2 separate regions of the Homo sapiens genome follow, and region 2 is linked to region 1. Evidence: chromatin loops called from intact Hi-C (ENCODE). Cell type or tissue: PC-3. All regions are shown on one strand. Each heading gives the region's core, and the rest is flanking DNA. Links, peaks and the distances in the headings are about the cores only.

The links. Hi-C counts contacts between places; a loop is a spot of excess contacts. Peaks named below come from ENCODE experiments on the same cell type or tissue, not always from the same donor. Only the 100,000 strongest peaks of a DNase experiment are listed, where the experiment ranks them.
Region 2: a loop joins it to region 1, with 7 times the contacts of the local background. A loop is called at or near these places in 5 of 110 quality-filtered maps.

Annotation. Positions count from the first base shown.
Region 1 is chr14:43,893,152-43,904,374 of GRCh38, reverse strand. No RefSeq gene overlaps it. Among named protein-coding and RNA genes, the nearest start is that of LINC02307, 490 kb to the left of the region's middle. In PC-3, for the core only: a CTCF peak has its summit at 5,481; no DNase peak of the experiment used is centred there.
Region 2 is chr14:43,498,088-43,509,310 of GRCh38, reverse strand. No RefSeq gene overlaps it. Among named protein-coding and RNA genes, the nearest start is that of LINC02307, 880 kb to the left of the region's middle. In PC-3, for the core only: a CTCF peak has its summit at 5,592 (motif pointing left); no DNase peak of the experiment used is centred there; H3K27ac peaks cover 364 bases.

The DNA of each region.
Region 1 (11,223 bases), core at 1,557-9,556:
GTGTATACAAACTATTTTCCATTTATCTGTATTTGAGTGGCTCAGGAAAGTAGAAATTTGGGGAAAAGCATCTAATAATCACTCAATTTAGGAAACAAAGTACAGCCAGATTAGCGCTGATTATGGACAAATTTACATTCAACTACTATTGTTGTAATTATTTCAGGGAGAGATCATAGAACAGAAATGTTATCTAGACAAGATGAACAAACAGATTTTGTATATGACCAGTTCTGCAGCAAGCTAAGCCTAGAAGCAAGCCTCACAGATGGTTTCAAGAAACCTTATTCTGATAAGAATCTTCAGGGAATGAGCCCAATTTATCGAATGATTGTAGAAGGATACCTAATCAATTCCTTATATGTCAATCTTTTCCCAATTTTTAAAATAGTGCTAGTTTAAGAATGGTTGTTTTCCAACTATCAAGGACCCAATTGGTGTCTATGCAAATAAGTAACGACATGCTGGCTGAGAAAATCTGTCTTCCTTGATAAATCTGTCTCCTGCTTTGATTAGATGATGTCCATCACACAAATTCTGAGGTGTCCAATTATGGAGGTCTATTATTCCCTAGGAGTTGGAGTATAGAGGGTTGGTTTATTTGAATATCTCAAAATGCCTATATTGAAATTATAAAATGTCATAACAATGTTTATTTTACCAAACACCACCACTGACTTTCATTCCTGAAATCCAAATGGAATTTTACAATACAGAATGGCTAAAACACTAACTTGTGCTCTACTTTGTTCCTGTAAAACATTTCAGACTTTTGCATACTTTTATCCTCAGCTTCTGATAGTAATCGTCTGTCTAACTTGCACATCCTGCTGTGGGATTCATGCAATAGAATTCTGGAAGGCAATGTGGCAGGACATGACCTCTTGGTCCCATTCTGGCCACAGCAAGTGTATCCTGGTAACATGGATCATTTAGTGTTACTGCACCCTTATGGCTAGAGGGAAGAATTCTATTTAAATCCATAGCTGTGTAACATGAATCATTTAGTGTTGCTGTACCCTTATAGCTGCAGTGAAGAATTCTGTTTCTTTAAGATTCATGGTAAAAATATAATGACATTATCAGGCACATGGTGTAGAAAGATATATGGCCCATAAAGAGCCAAAGCTGTTCAATTTCTGCTACCCACTGAACCTGCCAAACAGGTGCACAATTTACTTGGTGCTGAGTTTATTAAGAAACAGAGTGCTAATTCAGTTTCCTGCATCCTACCTTTATTCAGACATATAGACAATTAGGACTAGGGGCAGAGTAGTTAGCATTCTACACATTGTAGATAGTCCCTTCCTGTTAAATAGCAAGAACAAGAGATTATTAGAGTATGTATTATTCTCAGGAAATTCTGTTTCTTGTTATCAATACATTTATTGCTATTAATCACACTTCCTTGCAGTATTATCTCTGTTAAGAAACAATTGCTTTGCTAATGAATTGAATTCATTCCCAAGGATTCTGATTTGTAATTGTCAATCTACCATCTTATTCAGCATGCATTGCTTAGGTAACAACAGGTTAAAAACAAAAACCAGAAATAATGAAATTTAGAGATGACATGATATAGTGTGGTAATTTATCACACCATCACCTACAAAATGTTTTCTTTTTTCCCCAATCAATCAAGACTCACCATTACAGCAGTTCATTCTCAAGGCACTCACAATAAATTCTCATCCAGAGAACTATCCTTATTAATTTTCTATGGAAACTAAGATGTCTCTGTTGATCAGTATTTTACCTTTCCTAGGTTGTTCATTAATGTCAATACAAAAGTTCATGAGCTGTAAAATCCTGAGGTTAAGATTAAGCAGCTATTACAAGTGTACCTTCTGGCCTAAAGTAAAAGGCTCATAGAGTAAATTACTCTCCTGAATACCAGTGCTTAGTGGTTCAAGAGAGATTTTTTTTTTCTGTTTTATGAGATCACATGAAAGCTTCTTCACATTTTTTATTACTTTCCTTGCAGTAAACTCTGAAAAAAAAAACCTCACTCTGTCTGAATGGAAGCTGTTATTTTTCATCCTCTGAAGATTTATACTTCAATTGAATTTTTTCTTTCAGTACAGGAAAAAAGATGCATTTTCTCACAACATTCTCTTTACTGCTTTTTCTGGGCAACATTTTTTTCTGTAGGAATAAAAACGAGACACGGAGTACTTTGTCTCTTTGTATTTTTACTCAATGTAGTCAGTGTTTGCTGTTGGCCAAAGACCAAAGTATAATGTTAATATACAGAATGAAGAATGTCAACATAAAATGTACTTCCTTGACAAAGGTCATAGGGATACCTAATAAATAATCAAGATCCTTGTCTAAGCCCTTTCATCAAATTAATTTTATTATTCTCAGTGAGTGTCTAGACGTTCTATTGCTTAACCTTTCCTAGATTTTTGAGTGTAAATCTGCTATTGCTTGCTGTCTTGGAGAAATTACACAGCCTTAATTTCTGTCTGTCCTTGGGTAGACAGCAGCCTGCAGATGAACTAGCAGCTTCCCATATCTGGTTACAAGAATCTTTTGTACTGTGTAATGGAAATGGACTTGGTTATAAAATAAACCTATTTTCTAATTGCATTCAAACTCTGAACTGCCTTAAATTACTTGATATACATCTTACTTGGATGCTGATATTACACAGAGAGGCCTTATACTATTTACCCGACACCCTTATTTTGTCTGTCATGGAAATTAAATATTATCCTGCTCACCTGATGTCAACTCAGGCTTATGTCTGGCAATGTACTACTACCTTTTGGGTTAATTGGAAATTTATGTGAGAATATCCTATTGATTGTACTAGTTAGGGTAACCAGCACCTATAGTAACATAGACCCAAAATTGTGGAATGACTCAAAAACTGGTATTTTATTTTTCACTCACCTAATTGTCCCAAATAGATGGTACTGGTTTGTGTGTGACTTTCTATGTGGTGAGTCAGGTATCCAGACTGTTTTTGTATTTTTGCTTCACTGTCATCTAGGAAAAACACTATCCAGTAGAACTTTCTGCAATGATGATATGTTTTATAATGGTAATAGCCACTTGGTATGTGACCATTGAGTACCTGAAATGTAGTGAGTGTGACTGTGGAACTGAATCAAAATTGTATTTAATTTTAATTAATTTAAATATAAATACTCACTTAACGGCTAGCGGTGATTGTATTAGCAGGGTAAATTCCGGGTCAATTAAGACCCTGAATATATACGCAATATAATTAAGTATTTTGTGTATCCAGTTTGAAGAGGAGGAAGGAGAACATGAAGGAAGCATAGCCACTTCATAAAGCTTGATCTAGAAACAGCGCACATAATTTTCACTTTTTACTGCCCAGGGCTCTGAAACCTGGACACACCAAATTGAAAGAAAGCAGGAAATGTAATCTTGCTGTGTGCCCAGGAGGATGAGAAGGATTACACAAATTTTGATGAGTGACTAACACACCTTGTACTGCACTGAGGGATGAAATATAGTTATTAATTATCTGAATATAAGGATGTATTTTTTTAAAAAAACATTAGGTTAAGTAATTAAAATATTATTGCAGAAGAGCTCAAATTCCTTTTGGTTATATTGACCACTTCAGTATCAAAGAGAAGAGATGTGAAACTTGTTCAATAAGTAGATATTTCATAAATCAAGAAATCAGTTGAAGCAGGTGAAACTTAAACATGCCTCTCAAACTTCACCTGATCCTTTTCATCTGGGTATATACTGCCTCTGGTCATAGAATAACAGCTCTTAGGACCATAAACCAGGGCAGGAAGCAGAAAACTGTCTCACTGAATTCTGCCTTCCTGATAGAACTATGCTCAGAGGTCTTTTATTATGTATCTTGCTCCTACCCTTTCCAGTCCTATTGCTCAATGGCCTCAGTAAACCTGGTGCCTAATCCTCTGATGATGCAGCATCTTTCTGTTTTATTTTAAATTCTGGTTACATCTGTACTTTTCCTGCTTTTTTTCTGGCCAGTCTCACAGCTGCCTCTTATCTGCCGTGAATGCTGACAATCATGCTTACCTAGATACTTGCTTTTCTGACTGGTGGCTATTTAATGTCCTCTGCTGATCTGACTTGAACTTACTAACCCTGAGAATGATTGACTTCCAAACACACACACAGGAAGTTGAAGAGGTTTCTGGGGAACTTCGTCATTTAATCTTACATGACTTGGATTCTTGACTCTTTCTCTATTCCTTTTTTTTTTTTTTAAATAGGCTTTCCAAATATCTTGAATAAATACCTGCCAGGGCTGATAGTAACTACCAAACTTTATCCTAAATGTACATAACATGACAAGCGCTTATGTGGATGGGTATATTATTCCTAAATTTGCTTTATACATTTCTAACCCCTTCGTATTTTTCCCTGCCTACCTTTATTTGCAGTATTTCATTAGGGGCTTGTGTAGAAGGACTTCAAAGAAACAAATCAGTTTAAAAAAATTGGTCACAGAAAGTGATCAAAAGATAGTATTTCAAATGTTTTCTTTTAGATACTTTTAAATTGCTAGGTTCTTTTTCTTTTGGCATTCTTGAATTGTGTTTCATAAATGTATAGATATCTCTTTGTGCAAATATAGAGTGATACAAAAAGAACTAAACAACTAAAATGGGATAAGGAGAATTCTTGACAGTTTCATGAATAAAGACATGACACTTTCAGATTATTTTACATTCTTAAATTTTGTAGCTGCTCAATTGATTTCTTGTAAGGAAACTTTATTTCTTTTGAACTATTACCAATCAATTTTTATTCAGAAATTGTTAAGAAATCCAAAATATATCATCAACATGACAGAAATTTTAAGATGCTTATTATATAATTACCATATATATTTGGTGCCTCAGAAAAAAAAAACAGACTGGTATGCAACTTGTTTGCAGATAGAAATAAAGAGTGAGTTAGTGAAATTGGCTCATTATGTAAAGTTATATACATCCAGTGGGGTAATCTTAAATAATTCCCTGAAGTATTTTTGATATTTATTTTGAGATTTTATTAGAAGGTTATTTTTAATCTCTATGCAATAACTTGGTGCTATTAAGACTGTTGTCTGTTAGCCTATCTAACCTGGTAAAAAAACCAAATAAAGCACTAAGAATCTGCTAATGAACTGGAGGATAAATAGTAATCCTGCCTTGTAAGTTGTAGAGTCCTCCATAAACCCGTCTTCCATCATCATCATTAAAATGGCTGAGATATTGTAACAGAAATAACTGATAGAAAGTAAAATATATATTATTTAAATTAATTATAGAAATAGTTGATTTAGTCAATTAATCTTACCATCAAATATTTATGGATACCATTTTTCTAGCTATTATCCTAGGTTTGAGAGAAAGAAAGATCCCAAGTTCTAATACATTTCACTTGTGCATTGCTTTCTCATAGTTTCTATCGCACTCAATGTAATGTTTGTGTGAATGCTTCTTTTTAACACTAGATGGCAAGTTGCCTACAGGGAAGGACGAGAGAGGGAAACTTGTGATCAGATTCAACAAGTTTAAATTCAGAGAATATGGAAAAGTTGGGTCATAACTTTTGTGAAGGAGACATTCAGTGCAAGGATAATAAAGAACATCCCTGGATAAATGAGTAATTTTCCTCAAGAGAGATAAGAAATTCCCCAGGACCCAGACTAATAACTGAAATGTTGGGGCCTGGGAAAATATTATGCCTACCAGTCCCAATCCCACATTCTTCAAATGTAGTAAATTCAATCACGTAAAACCTAGCTTATAATATACATCTGACTCCCAAATTTTGGAGAGGTAATATTTATCTTTAAGACTGCAAAAATGTATTGGTGGAAGAAAAATGCGAGTGGGAGTTAGTATTTTTGAAGTATTATCGACCATTATTTGGTTCCTAGTACTTCTCTCTGTTCCCTGACCCTATTTAATAAGTTACCTTTGTCACATTTACAGATATTGTATAATAAAGGGAAATAAGTAGCTTAAGCAGTAGAGCAAACTGGAATAACTAGTATTCATGCATAGGTCATTGTGACACCAGAGTCCCTGTTATTAAACACTACTCAATATTGTCTCCTATCAGAACATATGAGGTTGTCCAGGCGCTCAGAGATGAGCAAATTCATAATAATAATAAATAAAACTAAATACAAAAATCAAAGAACATATAAGGTAACTAAATGCTGTTATTAGAGCTAATTTTACTAGAATAAAATAACATGATTGTTACCAATTAGGATGTGAATGACAAAAGAGTATTCACTGTGGCTCAAAGGGAATATAAAAGAAAGTAATCAGGAAAAAATGGCAAGAAAACAAGAAATTTGAGTTCACCATCAAAATTATTAAACTTGGAAAATGATTTAGGTAGGTTTAAAAAGGAGAACATGTTAAATAAAGTTTTTAAAGGATAGATTTTGGTAAAATTACAGAAAGTTTTGGATCCTATTTAAATTTTTTTTTTGCCTTAGCCATTGAAAGACTTTGAAAAGAATAGGGTGACCGAGATGAACATAGTATTATTGTAGGTAGAATGGCCATGCAACTTATCCCCTAATTGGATCTTTTTTTTTAGAGTGAAAGGGACTGCTTTCATTTGTCGCAATAGGAAAAATTAGGAGTGTTTCAGGAAAACTGGGATGTATGGTCACCCCAATTATTGGCCATCATGTTCATTAGAAAGAAACATAGAAGATAAGAGCAAGAAAAGAAGACACTGATAGTCTTGCTATAAAACATGAGAACCTGTACTGCTTTAATAAGAGGGAGGATAAAATCAAACCAATTGATTCAAGGGCACAAGTGAAAGACATATGCACAGAATATAGTATTTGCTTGAATGTGGCTGTAGGATGGTTAAAATGATGCATAGTTTGGTTGGATATGTCTGGGAGAAAATATCACTATTAAGAATTAGATAATCTACCCTACTAGTCTCAAATTGAACATGTGTCAGAGAAAACAAAAGTGTATGTCTATAGTGTCATGAAATTATAATGTAAAGATAATGGTAAGTTTTACAAAGTGAATAGAAATTTTCTATTAGACATTTAGGGCAAAGGACCAAGTTGTATTTATTATTTTTCTCCCAGAATCTAGTTTAGTCCACGGCACATAGTAGGCATTCCAATCATATTATTTTGATTATTCTTAAAAGGAAGTTTTTACATAAAAATGTTTTAATGTTACTGAGTATAGGAAATACATTATAATATTCCTAGGAAGGTGTACAGAAGGACAACTATATTGCGATAATAATTCAATTTGCACACCTTATTCCAAATCTCAGTGCCCCAGGTACATCATGGAAGGGTAAATAACATCCATCTCTAATAAATGAAATAAAGCCACCTTATGTCTTTACTAAATCAGAATAAATGATAAGCCTATGGGACAGCAAAAATCAGTTAACTAGTTTAATGTCTTATTTCACCCAATAATTATGATAAAAATCCAATGAAATAAAAAGATATTATTATACCTTTAATGTGTCTAACTTTAATGTAAAAGGGAAAACAACAAGAAAAGCCACCAATTATTTCATCAAACCAGTGTTGCAAAAACATTAAACAACATGAATTTCTCTTACATGACATTCAACCCCCAGTTGTTAGCTTTGAGGTGTTTACAAGAAGATAGAAAGTATTTATAAGGAGGATGAACCAATTTTCATACTTAGTTTACATTATTTTTGGAGGAAGGTCATCTACTAACTTTTAGTTGAAAAAGTCTTCTCATTGGACCTAAAATAACTCCAAATTGCTGTGTATTAAAGACATGTCTTCTAAATGCTATTTTTGTCTTAAAGTAGTACATTAGTTAATGCCTTCCTAAGTTATAGTTATACAATTCTGGATATATGTAGGGTATATTGAAGGCTCAATTTGATTCACCTTGGGGGAAGACAAAGTCATATTGATAGAGTAACTACAGAATGACCCTTCACTTTCACTACATCCATCTTAACCACTGGAGAGCAATGAGCTTCTGAAGAGCCCTTGTGCCAGCTTCATAGCTTCTTGCCCCTACCTCACTCAGTATCCCAGCCATGGTGCATTGGTTCTGTGTACTTCAACAAGCTTTGCACAAGATAGCCTGACTGCACTTTGCCTTATTTACATTTTCTGCACCTCACATTTCCTGCTCCATGGCTTCTCTGAAGACAAAGTTTAGGAAGCCAGCCGGGAAGCCTACAGGAATTCTTTGAGCCTCATGCATACAGTACTTAGAAGTGTGAGGGAGTTGACATTCCTTGAGGCAGCACTTTATCAATGGGGGATAGGAGCCCACGGATTAATTCTCTTGTTTTTCCACTGGGTGGATAGTTTTAAGGTACATTTTATTAGGCATCTCAGAATGTTTTGGTGGCATCATGTGATGAGTCACCCTTAGCTGTAAGAACTCCTTGTATTGGTTTTACTTCCTTTTCTTATTCCAACTCTCCAGTGTTCCAAAGTAAATTACGTAACTATAGATCTTTGTCCCAGGCTCTGCTTTTGGTGAAAGGGTTGGTACTGGGAGTAGCCCTAGAAAGTATACCCTCAGGATATTGATGCTCTGTTACTTACTACACATATGACAACAGAGGCCCCATTATTGGTAGTAAGTGCTATTGGACAGCACCATTATATAAGGGGATACACAGTTCTGACTTAGTAGTATGGCACCTACACAACATTGCTTTGGAACGAGGAACTCAATTTGTAATAAAGGAGATTCTACAATATGCACATGACTGTGGGATCTGTGGGTCTTCCCATCTATCTCATCACTCAGAAACATCTACGTTGATAGAGCCATAGATTGACTTTATTAAGCCTTAGCTAAGATACCAGCTCAGGGACTACCACTAAGATTTGGAATTTTGTTTTCCAAGATGTTGTACATATGTTGAGCCAATGACTGATATGTTGTACCAGATCCTGAAAAACATTCCTCTAGGAATCAAGAAGTGAATGTAAGATGGGTCTATTCATCCTAACTCTTACTGTCCTGTACTTACAGCAATCATGGCCCAAAAAGGGCAAGGAAATTGAGGAGTTAGATTTTTGAGAGACTATTATTTTGTTACATAACCAGGTAAAAACACTTGATAGGCTGATATAAGAAATAAAGTTTCAAAAAACCTAGAACACATGGTGAAGACAAACAGAGTTAATGGTGAAATATCAGTTAAGGACTATGAGTGAGCTGTAGGAACAGAGATTATAATTAGTCACAATAATTGTCTTTTATGAAACTCATAGAATTTGGATCAGGCTGAAGGGTACTATAAGATGGATCGGGGTTAATGGAGAGCATAAACCTATCTACATATCTAAGCGAGGCACAGGGCTGACTGTATAAAATACCTTTTCAATGCGCTTCAAATCTTCTTGGCCTCATCTCATTACTAGCAGAGATGTGGCAACTAGTTTTGAGTGAGTAGAACCTAAGAGTTTCTCATGCTAAGCACATACTCCGCACCTCTTTCTTCTTGCCCTGGTTTTTCTCTGACATTATAATGTAAGAACTTCATATTCATGTAGGAACTTCAGGTCTTTCACACATGCAACTAGGAAGTACCAAAATGTTAATGTCCGATGGAACAATCCTTTATCTATGAGGGAGGGTGACAAATAAATGTTTCCCTTTCTTACCGCTAGGGGGCATAATTCTGAGATACTTTTCTCAAGGCTCCTCAACAGGTCCCAGCAGTATTCAGAACTGATGATACACAGTGGTGGCTAAGTCAGTAATGCACCAGTACATTAGCTTCCTCTCTTACCCTGGATCACTTCTCCAGTCCCTCATTTCTGCTCTTACAAACAATCTTTTGTCTCAGACATTGGTGTTTGGGTAACTAGACTAAGCAAAAACATTAGTAAAGAAAGTGTGTGATTGCATTACCTTCTGATGTTAGGTAGAGTGGGAAAAAGACACAGTGAGATCTAGATACAATTTTAAAGTATAAGAATTTGCCTTTACATTTACTTATTTTCCTCTTAAGAATCCTACTATATTTGTTCTAATTGCTGCGCAGGGCTCTCAGGTAATCCGTATCACGATTTTCTATTAAAATGATTTGTTTTCAATGAGATGACAAGTTAAAACTGAAAAAAATAACTAAATTGTTCAAATATGTACATTGATAACAAACAATAGCTTACTTCACCAAGATATCCTTTGCGTTTTAGTAACAAATAGGTACTCAATCTAGAACATGGGCTCTAGCTAGATTGTGAAGGGACCGTGACTGGTTGTTAGGAATATAGTTTCAGAGAAAGATGTCTTGATGTCCTGTAAATTACTTTTGCTATAAAAAATGACAAACTTATAATCAAATAATAGGGATTACTTTTTCTTGAATGTTATATCTATTGTTAACAAATTTTGATGTAATAGTAGATGCCAAAGTTAGGTTAAATTTTGATCACATGTTTCAACCTGTCATAGGGATGGCATTCAAGTTATATAACTTCAAATTACTAATCTGAATATTCCTGATTTAAATTTGCTGCAAAACATGTACACTCTGAAACTTGTAAAATTTTGGGAAATTAATATTATTGCTGAAAAATGTTACAGCTAAAAACAGTAAATGAAAAATATTGTAGTAATCTTATATGGCTCTTTGGGCTGTTTTTATCAAAGCTACTTTATAAAATTTTTAGAAGCACTGCTATTGAGAAATATATGACTTGGCTGTTAGCATTATATTCAGTAGAAAAATAATAGTAGGTCAGTTGCATGCACAACATATAATTTTCTTAATATTTTCAGAACTTTTCCTCTAATATCTACCTATAACAACATTGAATTAAGAAATTTGATTTTTGTGTTTGCCTGAAAACTATAATATTAAATTTTCCATTGAAATAGAAAAGTCACATTTGTTTTCTGATTTTCATATTAGTAATTTTTTCTCTGATTTAGTAAAATTTTAAGAGTACACTTAATTATTCAGTTTCAGTGAGTTCTGCTTAGCTATATCTACTACAACACTATTTGGTTCTAACTCCAACAATTAAAAGTACAGTGCTGGACACAGATGTTATGTACAAGCCTTTTTAGTACATTCAATTTGCCTACACTCTTTACATTGTTAATTTTTAAAAATAATCTGAAACAAGTTTTTCAAGTTAAAAATAACTAAGATAAAATATGAAAATCAGCAAATGTTCATGGTTGTTCAGTACAATGAGACAACTGGTAGTAATATTCTCTGACATTTACTTCATTTTTATGA
Region 2 (11,223 bases), core at 1,492-9,491, 390 kb after region 1:
AGCTGGGATTAAAGATGCACGCCACCATGCCCAGCTAAAAAATTTTTCTATTTTTAGTAGAGACGAGCTCTCACATGTTGGTCAGACTGGTCTCGAACTCCAGACCTCGTGATCTGCCCGCCTCGGCCTCCCAAAGTGCTGGGATTACAGACGTGAGCAACCGCACCCAGCACTCTTCCTTCCTTCCCTCCTTCCTTCCTTCCTTCCTCCCTCCCTCCCTCCCGCCTCTTTCTTTCCCCCGCTCCCTCCCTCCCTTCTTTCCCTCCCTCCCTCCTTCCTTCCTTCCTTCCTTCCTTCCTTCCTTCCTTCCTTTCTTTCTTTCTTTCTTTCTTTCTTTCTTTCTTTCTTTCTTTCTTTCTTTCTTTCTTTCTCTTTCTTTCTTTCTTTTCTTTTCTTTTCTTTCTTCCCTCCCTCCCTCCCTTCCTTCCTTCCTTCCTTCCTTCCTTCCTTCCTTCCTTCCTTCCTTCCTTCCTGTCTCTCTCTGTCTCTCCTTCTCTTTCTTTCTCCTCTCTCTTTCTCTTTTTCTTTCTTTCCTTTAGACAAACATTGAGAATATCATACTAGGACATGTTTCTTTTTTCTTTAGGTGCTAATAGGCCAACAGACAAATCCAGTAATGAAAGGTAAATGTAAATTTGCTTTCTTACAGGCTCATAAGCTGTTTTTTTTTTTTAATGAATGGAAGCATTTGACAGCATAACAGCCTTCTCAGTGAAATTTTAGACGTCATTAGAACATTTTTCTTTCTCCATTGGGCTGTAATAGGCTAATAGAGATATCTAGCAATAAAAGGCAAATGTAAGCATACTTTCTTAAAAATGCATCGTAAGTGAAAATGTATTGATGTGGAAAGTTAGAGAACCTTAAGTTAAATAAGCAAGGTTTTGGGTTTTTTTTTTTTTTTTGGTAACTTTCTACAATACATACATCCATTTAAATAATAATAAAATGATAACAATAAAAAATGCATTATAAATTGTTTTGTTTCAGTGAATGAGAGTTTAACAAAGAAAGGCCTTTGTAGGCAAACATTGTGAATTTGTTATTACAATGTTTCTTTCTCCATCAGTTTGTATTATGCCAGTTTACATATACACCTCTAAAAGGCAAGTGTAAGCCTGTTTGTTTTTTTAAATTTATTTTTATTTTATTTTAGATTCAGGGGGTATATGTACATGTTTGTTATATAGGTATATTATGTACTTGTGGGGATTGGGTTTCTAGTGTATCCTTTACCCAAATAGTGAACACTGTTATCTGTTAGGTAATTTTTCAACTCCCACCTTACTTCTAGTCTCCCCCATTTTGGAGTCCCCAGGGTCTATTATTTCCATCTTTATTTCATGTGCTAATTGTTTAGCTATGACTTATAAGTAAGAACATGTGGTATTTGGTTTTCTGGCAATTAGCTTTATGGGATGAAATTGTCTTTTGATAGTGACTGACTTTGTTTCTATTTAAAAGCTCAGTATCGTCATCCCTCACCTTTTCAACTAGGTAAAATATTTAACATATAAAAATTTATTTTCTAAATATGTCTGTGAACTGATTGAACTATATAGGTAATGTAACATTTCATCCCATCATTTAGTATAGGTGTAACAAATAAAACCATTCACTAGCCCCTGTGATTAGTTGTTTACAGAGTATATCACTTGTAACACTTTCTCATGTTCTCCTACTTGTTCAACTATAGCCAATTAGATGGTACTCTTGTTCATTTTGTGGAGCTGAGGTGAGCCTATATTTCAGTTCTATTGATTGCAGTCTCTGAATTTGTTGTTGAAGAATACACATAAATATACCCAGTATACAACAAAACTTTAAAACTTGCACACATTTTCTAGTTATTGTAGAATGCAATTACATTAAATTACAATTTCATGAAAGTTTTACTGAAATAAAAAAAACTGAGCAAGGATGTAACAAAGTATATACTGGTTTATAATTTGTAACGATAATATGATTTACATTTTTTCATCTCTGATTAAATTCTGTTGTATTCCAGTACAATTTACAGTTTCTTTTTGAAGTTCTTCTCTCCTTGTCATATATAAGTAAGACAATGACTTGATTCACTTAGCTATTTTTCTAAAATCACCACTTTATGCATGCCTATGGGATTTATATTTTTCTCACAGCCAAATCAATTGATTCTTATAAAATCTAAGACAGTTTTAAAAAGAAAATTTGAATATACTTTATTGATAATTAATTTAATATTGCTTTCATTCCTTAAATCTATATAAAAGCAATTAGAAACATTTGTATTACATCTACATTCTTTTATGTGCATTTATCCATGTTACATACATAAATTGAATGAACATTTTGAAATGTATAGGAAATTCCAAAGGAGTTACATGTATGCCATCATCCACTTGCATACATGTCTTATTTAAAAGTATGTTAAACACACATAGACCAATTATTTTCATGACTCTAAATAGTTACAGGCCCAAATATTTCCATTTATACTTGAGCACCAATTGTTAAATTTATGCACTCTTATGCAACCAGGCATGTTTTTGAGAACCTCTTGGTGCTTCAGATTAGATAAAGATGGGATGAGTTCTCACCATTAAGTTCACTCTTTCATTTGGAAGGCAGACTATTATGGATTCTTAAATATTAGATACTTTCAATTTCTCTTATGAAAAGAAGTGAAATAACCTAGAAGAATATGACTGAAGTTACTAAAAAAAAAAAACAAAACAATGAAACCTATTTTGATATAGAATGTGAGAAGCTGTGACCTAGCAAAAAAGGTGCTGAAAGCTCTCTTAATCCATCCTAGGGAGATGTGTTCTTTCCTGTGCAGGCCAAGAAGAATGGCCATTCTTTCACAACTTGAGGAAGATTATTTTATTGCTCTTCTTATCATCCTTCTGCTTGAAAGCACATAATCAAAACTAATGTAAAATTGAAAGCAGCTCAACTCCCTCACAAGTGAGAATCAGGTTGATTAAACGAATAAGACTTTGAAGTAAAACATGAAAACTCCTGGTAAAACTTGCAATGTTTTAATTTTCTATTCAGAATTTCCAAATCCTCTAATAGCAGATTCCATGCTATTTAAAACTTGTCAGCACTGAAGTTATTCTGACAAAACTACAATAAATGTCAGTGAAAGGGAATTTTAATAAGTAAAATAATTTCTGAGTTAAGCATATTTTCATCCCCTCCAGAATTCAACACCTGCTCAAGCAGCACATTACTCTGTCTCAAAATAAAGAAGAGTCATATTTTTCCAAAGGTAACAATGAAGCTAGTTCAGTATTAGAGATTTTTAGAACATCAGGTTATCATTTACCTAAGATCAACAAAGTTTAACTTAGTCAAAATAGTATAAACGACTCGCTCAGATGCTCTTGGAATATGCTGATCATACTGATAATGGCTCATTGACATCTTTAATTTTGATGATAGATAATTCTTAATAACTCCATATTTAATCTCCTAATTGAACCTATACAGGGGAAATATTTGTATTAATTAGAGAAGATGTATAATTAACATGTGTATTCACATGTCTAAATTCATCAGGCTTTAGAATCAATATTTTAATAAGGAAAAATTATTTGATTGTCAGAAAGCATTTAGAATATTTAGTAGACTAAACATAGAGTGTTGGAAGTTTCTTATTTTCTTTTTGCATTCATTTACCACTACTACTTAAGAGTAAGGCTTTTGTATTTGTTATCTACTGCTGCATAACAAATTACCCACAACTAGCAACTTAAACAATTACACATTTACTATTTCATAATTTCTGAGGGTACGGTACTTGGAAATGACTTAGCTGGGTGATTCTATCTCAGGTTCTTTCATAAGGATGTAGCACAGATGTCAACTGGAGCTGCAGTCAATTGAGGTCTGGACTAGACTGTAGAACCATTCTCTAGAAGGTTTTCACAAATAGCTAAGAGGAAGGCCCAGTTCCTTGCTGGCTCTTGACACACAGTGACATTTTCACATTACACGGGCCTTTCCAAAAGACTGCTTGAGTATCCTCATGATATCCCACAGAGAGTGATTCCTTAGAGCATAAAGTAGCCACAATGCCTTGGATTACCTGGTCTCAGAATCACACATTGTCATTTTTGCAATGCTCTATTTGTTATATAGGTCAACCCTATTTGATGTGGGAAGGGATTGCACAGAAAGAGGAATAGGTTCATTATTACAAGGTTCATTAGGGTACCTAGCTATACAGAATCTTTAGCTTTAAAGTAATATCCAGACAGGTTGAAAATACCTAAATTACTCCTATTTTATGGCCATGTACTTTTTCAGAAGCTACTCTATTGGAGAAGCTGCTGAAATTGGCTTTTAAAGAATTTAAAAAATTCCCTTTCAAAAGTGCATTCTCATTTTTCCCAGTGAAAGAAGTTCATCAGGCCAGGGGAATTATTTTACATAATTTATTCATTTTCTTCTTTGTGATGAATGTTTTTATCCACTATTTCTCATATGCCCTACTCTTCTAGCATTTGAATAATTTCCATTTTTTCAGACCAACGTCTGTCTTACTTATTGACAATGAGAGCAGCAAATACTGTAACCTACTCTAACAATTTGAACCAACAATTTAGAAACATGACATATTTTTCTATCATTAGCTACTGGCTTTATATTTGCACGCTGCTTTTTCTCAAGAAGAATATAATCTTCTTGAATGGACAAAATTGTATACTTTTTTTACTCCTCATTATATCACTTGAGATAATCCTGAACACAGTATAAGTACAAAATAATTCTTATGCAGTTGAATTATCTATACAAAGGTAACTGCTGATAGCATTTCAGATAATACTGTGTTTCAGAAGTTAGTCCAATTTATCTGACCCTTGAGGGAAAGAGAAACCGTTCAGATGAGTAAATCCTGATGCTATCACTCTTCACCTGATTTTAGCCTACATTATGCCATTATCTGCCATTAACTGATAATGATTTTCCTGAAAAACATCGTTTTATGTTGATCACAATATCTTAGAAAACTAAAGTTCTAGAATATGTTTCATAAAACTATTCCCCAGTCAGTGTTACTTCCTTTTTGAAAGTTTTTTTTGTTTTAACTTAAAACTATTTAAAAAAAATCTTCTTCCTGGGGATTTTTTTTTATAACTCAATTAGAATTGATAGCACATTTCAAATTCACTTTTACTTTAACAAATTACTGTACCAAATTTCCTTCAGGCTGAACTTTGATTATTAATTAACACACATATCATGTAGCTAAAGGAACATAGGCACTTTATGGCAAGGGTTTTTTTTTTTTTTTTTAATTAAGTGTAACAGCTTATTCATCTCCAGTGACTTTGAGGTTAACTTTTAAAACTCATCTTTAACTTCTTCTTTATTTTGCATTATTGTGGAACATAAACTTCTGTGATTTCAGCTGACTAGTGATAATTATTATTGCCACTCACACTCCAGTAACAGCATCTGATTCCAGAAAGGAAGCTTTTCTTTATTTGGTTATCTCATGCCCTTTATTAAACTCAGGGCTTGGTTGTCAAGTATATTAAAGTTTACAATGCTCCATACTCAGATTTTTTTGCATTACAAGAAAAGTCAAATGAGTCTTTGGAGCCACCTGTTGGATAAGATAGATTATATGCATTGCATATATACTTCAGGAATTTAGGAAGCTTCTGTTAATTTATCAGTATTATGTATCCTACTATGCCAGTTTGCACTCCAAAAGATAGTCACATTTTTTTTTGCTTTTTTGTTTGCAGGTTTTGTGTTGGTTTTGTTTGTTTTTGTTTTTAACTAGAATTACACATCTTGATTCACAGTCTCACTTATCCTATAATGTTGTCCTATCCTCCTGGTTTTCCCCTTCCTATCATGATTCATGAAGACAACTGAATTCTGAGTCTTATCCACAAAATCAGTCACTCTTAGTCCCACCTTTGAGCTTGGAAAACAACTCAAATTTTGAGTTTGAGTTTTTTCCAACTGTAAATGTTTAGTACCTTTACAGTGTTTCAAAGTGCAAAATTTAAGAAAAAAATTCTTCCTACCACCCATATAGTGGTAGGATCAGCCTAGAATCTTTTATACAAAACCTGGGCTTACATTTCAAACTAGATGACATTTAAGTCTAAATTCTCACAGGAAGGTTTGACTCTGCTAGATTCCAGTGTCAACCACATTGTAGATATAAATTTATAGTCACAACTGTTAGCCTGTCTCTTAGGAACAAGTCCGTGGGTTTTATTTCTTTTATCTTTATATCTTGATTTTATGTCAGGGGACTCATTTTTTCTACTGAGCTTTGCGGTTGACCCTCAGGTGTTTAAATAGATGCAAATTTCAGGAGAAAGGTAATGAGGTTTTTGTTCTTGCCCTGTAGGAAGGCATCTTGGCTCTTCATAAATAATCTCCTCTCCTCTCCTCTCCTCTCCTCCTCTCCTCTCCCCTCCCCTCCCCTCCGCTCCTCTCCAGTCTCCTCTTCCACAATCCTTAAGCACATCATTATGTTTTTCATGCAGAGACAAAAATAGGTCCCTCCTCAGTGTACAAATCAACACATATTTTGAAATATACATATTAATGTGTACTTGTATCAGCATACATACATATGTATTTTATGTGTATGAAATATCATTTTATGTTTTATTAAAAATTCCCAGTACAAACTAGAAACATACGTTAAACTACAACTGCCAACAGGAATACCTTAAGAGCAGATAAAAGTAAGAGTTTTACTTTACATGTTGTGGACTGATAGAAGCTTTTAGATACAAACACTATATTTCTAGCTAGAAACAAAAATAATAATGACAAAGAAAGAATGTATATCATTGTATGTGTTAAGAGATAAAGATACCTCATGGACTCTCCTAGAACTTGAAATATGACCATTCTGAATCATGCTCTTTGGAAAATGGTAAAATGTTAAATCAAGTTCCTGTAAGAACAAATTATCCTGTAGTTTAGCTCTGCTGTGATTAGTTTGCCTTCCCATGCCTTTGTTATGAATTTACTGACAGACAGAAGAAACCTGTTACTTTTGCTATCATGGATTTCAGATCATTTTGCTTCAGGGAGTTGCTTTCTGATGCCATTTTTAATTTGCAATTTGGAAGTGGCCTTATGCATCACTTGAAATATAGCAGATTTTCATCTTTAAGTTTATCTTCCATATAACAAAATCTAAAACCCAGTTCTTGGCTCCCAGGTATCATTTTAAAAACCACACTTTCTGGATTAACATTTCCTACACGTATATAAAATATAATAATTATATCTCTCAGTAATCAGACTGCTACATATGTATGTTTTTATGAACTAACCACTTACATTTAAACTGACACATTTAATAATTACCGAATAACCTGATGTCTATAACATTCTATCCCTTTTAGGTGATATGTAAGTTTAATAGTTATAAAATAATATTTAAGGGAATGATATAATTATCATATAAAGTTGGAGAAAAATAAAATACACTGATAAAATAAATTATAAGATATATTATAAATTACTTGTTGATTATACTACAGAAAACTTGGTGGACTGATGGGTACATAATCTTATAACATCATGGACAGGCTTTAAATAGAAATGACACCTCATAGCTTGTCTAACTAACCCTGTCATTGCAATCGTTCAAATAAATCATCGTTTATAAATATTTTCAATATTTAATTGCTTGAACATTCTGAATACAGAAAAGGATAAGGTTAATGAAATTGGATTTGTGCTGATGTATTTGTGAACATGGAGAATGTCTACTCCCTTATCCTGTTTATTGGAGGACTTCCTTTTAAGAAATGATGGCTCTTAAAAGGGATGAAGAAGTGATGCCACCTATAAGGGATGAGAAAGCAATGTGGACTCACAATTCATAGTTACAACCATGCTAGTCAATTTAATAATGGCCAAGAAAGTCTCCAAGGATTAATATCAATTTAGAGCCCAAACCGAATCTAATAGTAGTTCAATTTGTTTATTTTAATTAAAAATGATGTATATTTTAAGCTGCTGACTTGCGGGTTTTTTCAGTAATTCATCTTATTGATATATAAATATGATAAAATACATAGATAATTCTATAGTTCAGTGGGTTTTAAAAAATTAATAAGGCCATATAATCACACCCTTATCAAAATGTAGAATTTTTATTGTTTCCTTATGCAGCTTCCAGTCAAGTTTCCATACTTCCTGCTCTCAGATATTTTTCCTATCATCATAGATTTCTATTGTCTAATCCAGAGCTTCTTATAAATAGAATCAGACAGTATATTTTGTTCTATTTTTCACCAAAATGACTCTCAGCAAAATCCTGGCATCTGTATTTTTACACAGATCAATAGTTTCTTCCTTTCTGTTCCTTAGTAAAATTATATTTTATAAATATGTCATAGTTTATCAGTTTCCCTGATGATGAATAGCTATTGTTGGGTATTTGCAGATTTTGCTTGCTACAAATAAAGCTACTATGAAAATTCTTTGTCTAAGGCTTTCTGTGGTCATGTTTTTATTTATCTTTGATAAATAAAACTCATGTATCATAGTTTGAAGAAGGTATCAAACTGATTTTCAAAGTAGATATATGCTTCTATCAGCAGTTTGTGAGTGTTTCAGTTGCTCTACAAACACAATTCAGTGTCGTCAATATTTTAAAATTATCATTCAGGTTGTGTGTAATGTTAAATCATTATGGTTTTAGCTTTTCATCTCTGGTAACTAATGATATTGATCAAATTTTTCATGTGCTTATTGGCCATTTGAGTATCTCCCTTTATGAAGTGTTTGTTCAAAATTTTCCTGCATGGGTTTTGCTCAATATAATGCTATTAGTAGAGAGAGGAAGAAGACTAGAAACAAGAATATTGAAAATTTTTTCTGTGCTATATAGTAATATCCAAATTTTTGCTCTATACTTTTGAACTTAAACTGTGTCCTTGCTTTATCTGATCATTGGGGTTACAGAAAAATACCTACAGGTCTATATAATTTATATATTTCTTTAACTTTTGTTTTAAATTCGGGGGTACACGTGCAGGATGTGCGGGTTTGTTACATAGGTAAATGTTTGCCATATTCGTTTGCTGCACAGATCATCCTATCACCTAGGTGATAGCCCAACATCCATTAGCTATTCTTCCTGATGCTAACCCTCCCCCATGGACTCCAACAAGCCTCAGTGTGTGTTGTTACCTCCAATGCGTCCATGTGTTTTTATCATTCACCTCCCAATTATTAGAACATATGGTGTTTATCTGTTTCTGCATTAGTTTGCTGAGGATAATGGCTTCCAACTCCATCCATGTCTCTGCAAAGGACATGATCTCGTTCCTTTTTATGGCCACATAGTATTCCATGATGTATATGTACCACATTTTCTATATCCAGTCTATCATTTATGGGCATTTAGGTTTATTCCATGTCTTTGCTATTGTGAATAGCACTGCATGAATATACACTTGCATGTATCTTTATAATAGAATTATTTATATTCCTGTGAGTATATGCCCATAATAGTATTGCTAGGTCAAATGGTATTTCTGCCTTTAGGTCTTTGAGGAATTGCCACAGTGTCTTCCACAATGGTTGAATTAATTTACACTCCCACCAACAGTGTTAAAGCATTTCATTTTCTCTGAAAGCTTGCCAGAATCTGTTGTTTTTGACTTTTCAGAAATAGCCATTCTGACTGGTGTGAGATGGTATATCACTGTAGTTTTGATTTGCATTTACCTAATGATCAGAGATGTTGAGCTTTTTTTCATCTGTTTGTTGGCCACATGTATGCCTTTTTTTGAGAATTGTCTGTTCATGTCCTTTGCTCACTTCTTAATGCAGTTGTTTGTTTTTTTCTTGTAAATTGGTTTAAGTTCCTTGTAGACTCTGGATATTAGACCTTTGTCAGATGGATAGGTTGCAAAAATTTTCTCCCATTCTATAGGTTGTCTGTTCACGCTGATGATAGCTTCTTTTGATGGGCACAAGCTCTGTAGTTGAATTAGATTCCATGTGTCAATTTTTGCTTTTGTTGCAATTGCTTTTTGGGTTTTTGTCATAAAATACTTGCTCATGAAAATATCCTAAATGGTATTGCCTAGGTTTTCTTCTAGAGTTTTCATAGTTTGGGGTTTTACATTTAAGGCTTTAATCAATCTTGAGTTAATTTTTGTATTTGGTTTAAGGAAGGGGTTGACTTTCAGTTTTATGCATATGGCAGGCCAGTTCTCCCAGCACCGCTTATGAAATAGAGAATCTTTTCCCCATAGCTTTTTTTTGTAAGGTTTGTCAAAGATCTAATATCTGTAGTTGTGCAGTCTTACTTCTGAGTTCTCTATTCTGTTCCATTAGTCTACGTATCTGTTGTTATACCAGTACCATGTTGTTTTGGTTATTGTTGCCTTTTAGTATAGTTTAAATTCAGGCAGCATGATGGGCCCAGCTTTGTTCTTTTTGCTTAGAATTGTCTTGGCTATTTGGGCTCTTATTTGATTTCATATGAATTTTAAAATAGGTTTTTCTAATTCTGTGAAGAATGTCAATGATAGTTTAATGGGAATAGCATTGAATATATAAATTGCTTTGGATAGTATAATCATTTTCACGATATTGATTCTTCCTATCAATGAGCATGAAATGTTTTTCCATTTGTTTGTTTCACTTCTGATTTCTTTGAGAGTGGTGTGTAGTTATCCTAGAAGAGGTCCTTCACCTTTCTTGTTAGCTGTATTTCTATGTATTTTATTATTTTTGTAGTAATTGTGAATGGGAGTTCATTCATCATTTTGCTCTCTCCTTGCCAGTTGTTGGTGTATAGGAATGCTTGCAATTTTAGCACATTGATTTTGTATGCTGAGACTTTGCTGAAGTTGTTTATCAGCTTTAGAAGCTTTTGGGCTGAGATGATAGGGTTTTCTAGACATAGAATCATGTCATCTGCAAACAAAGACTGACTTTACCTTTTCCTATTTAAATACCCTTTATTTCTTTCTCTTTCCTGATTGCCCTGGCCACAACTTCCAAAATTATGTTGAATAGGAGTGGTGAGGTAGGGCATCCTTGTCTTGTGTCAGTTTTCTTTTTTTTTCTTTTTTTTTTTTTGTCATTTATTTTATTTTATTTTATTTATTTATTTTTTATTATACTTTAAGTTTTAGGGTACATGTGCACATTGTGCAGGTTAGTTACATATGTATACATGTGCCATGCTGGTGCACTGCACCCACTAACTCGTCATCTAGC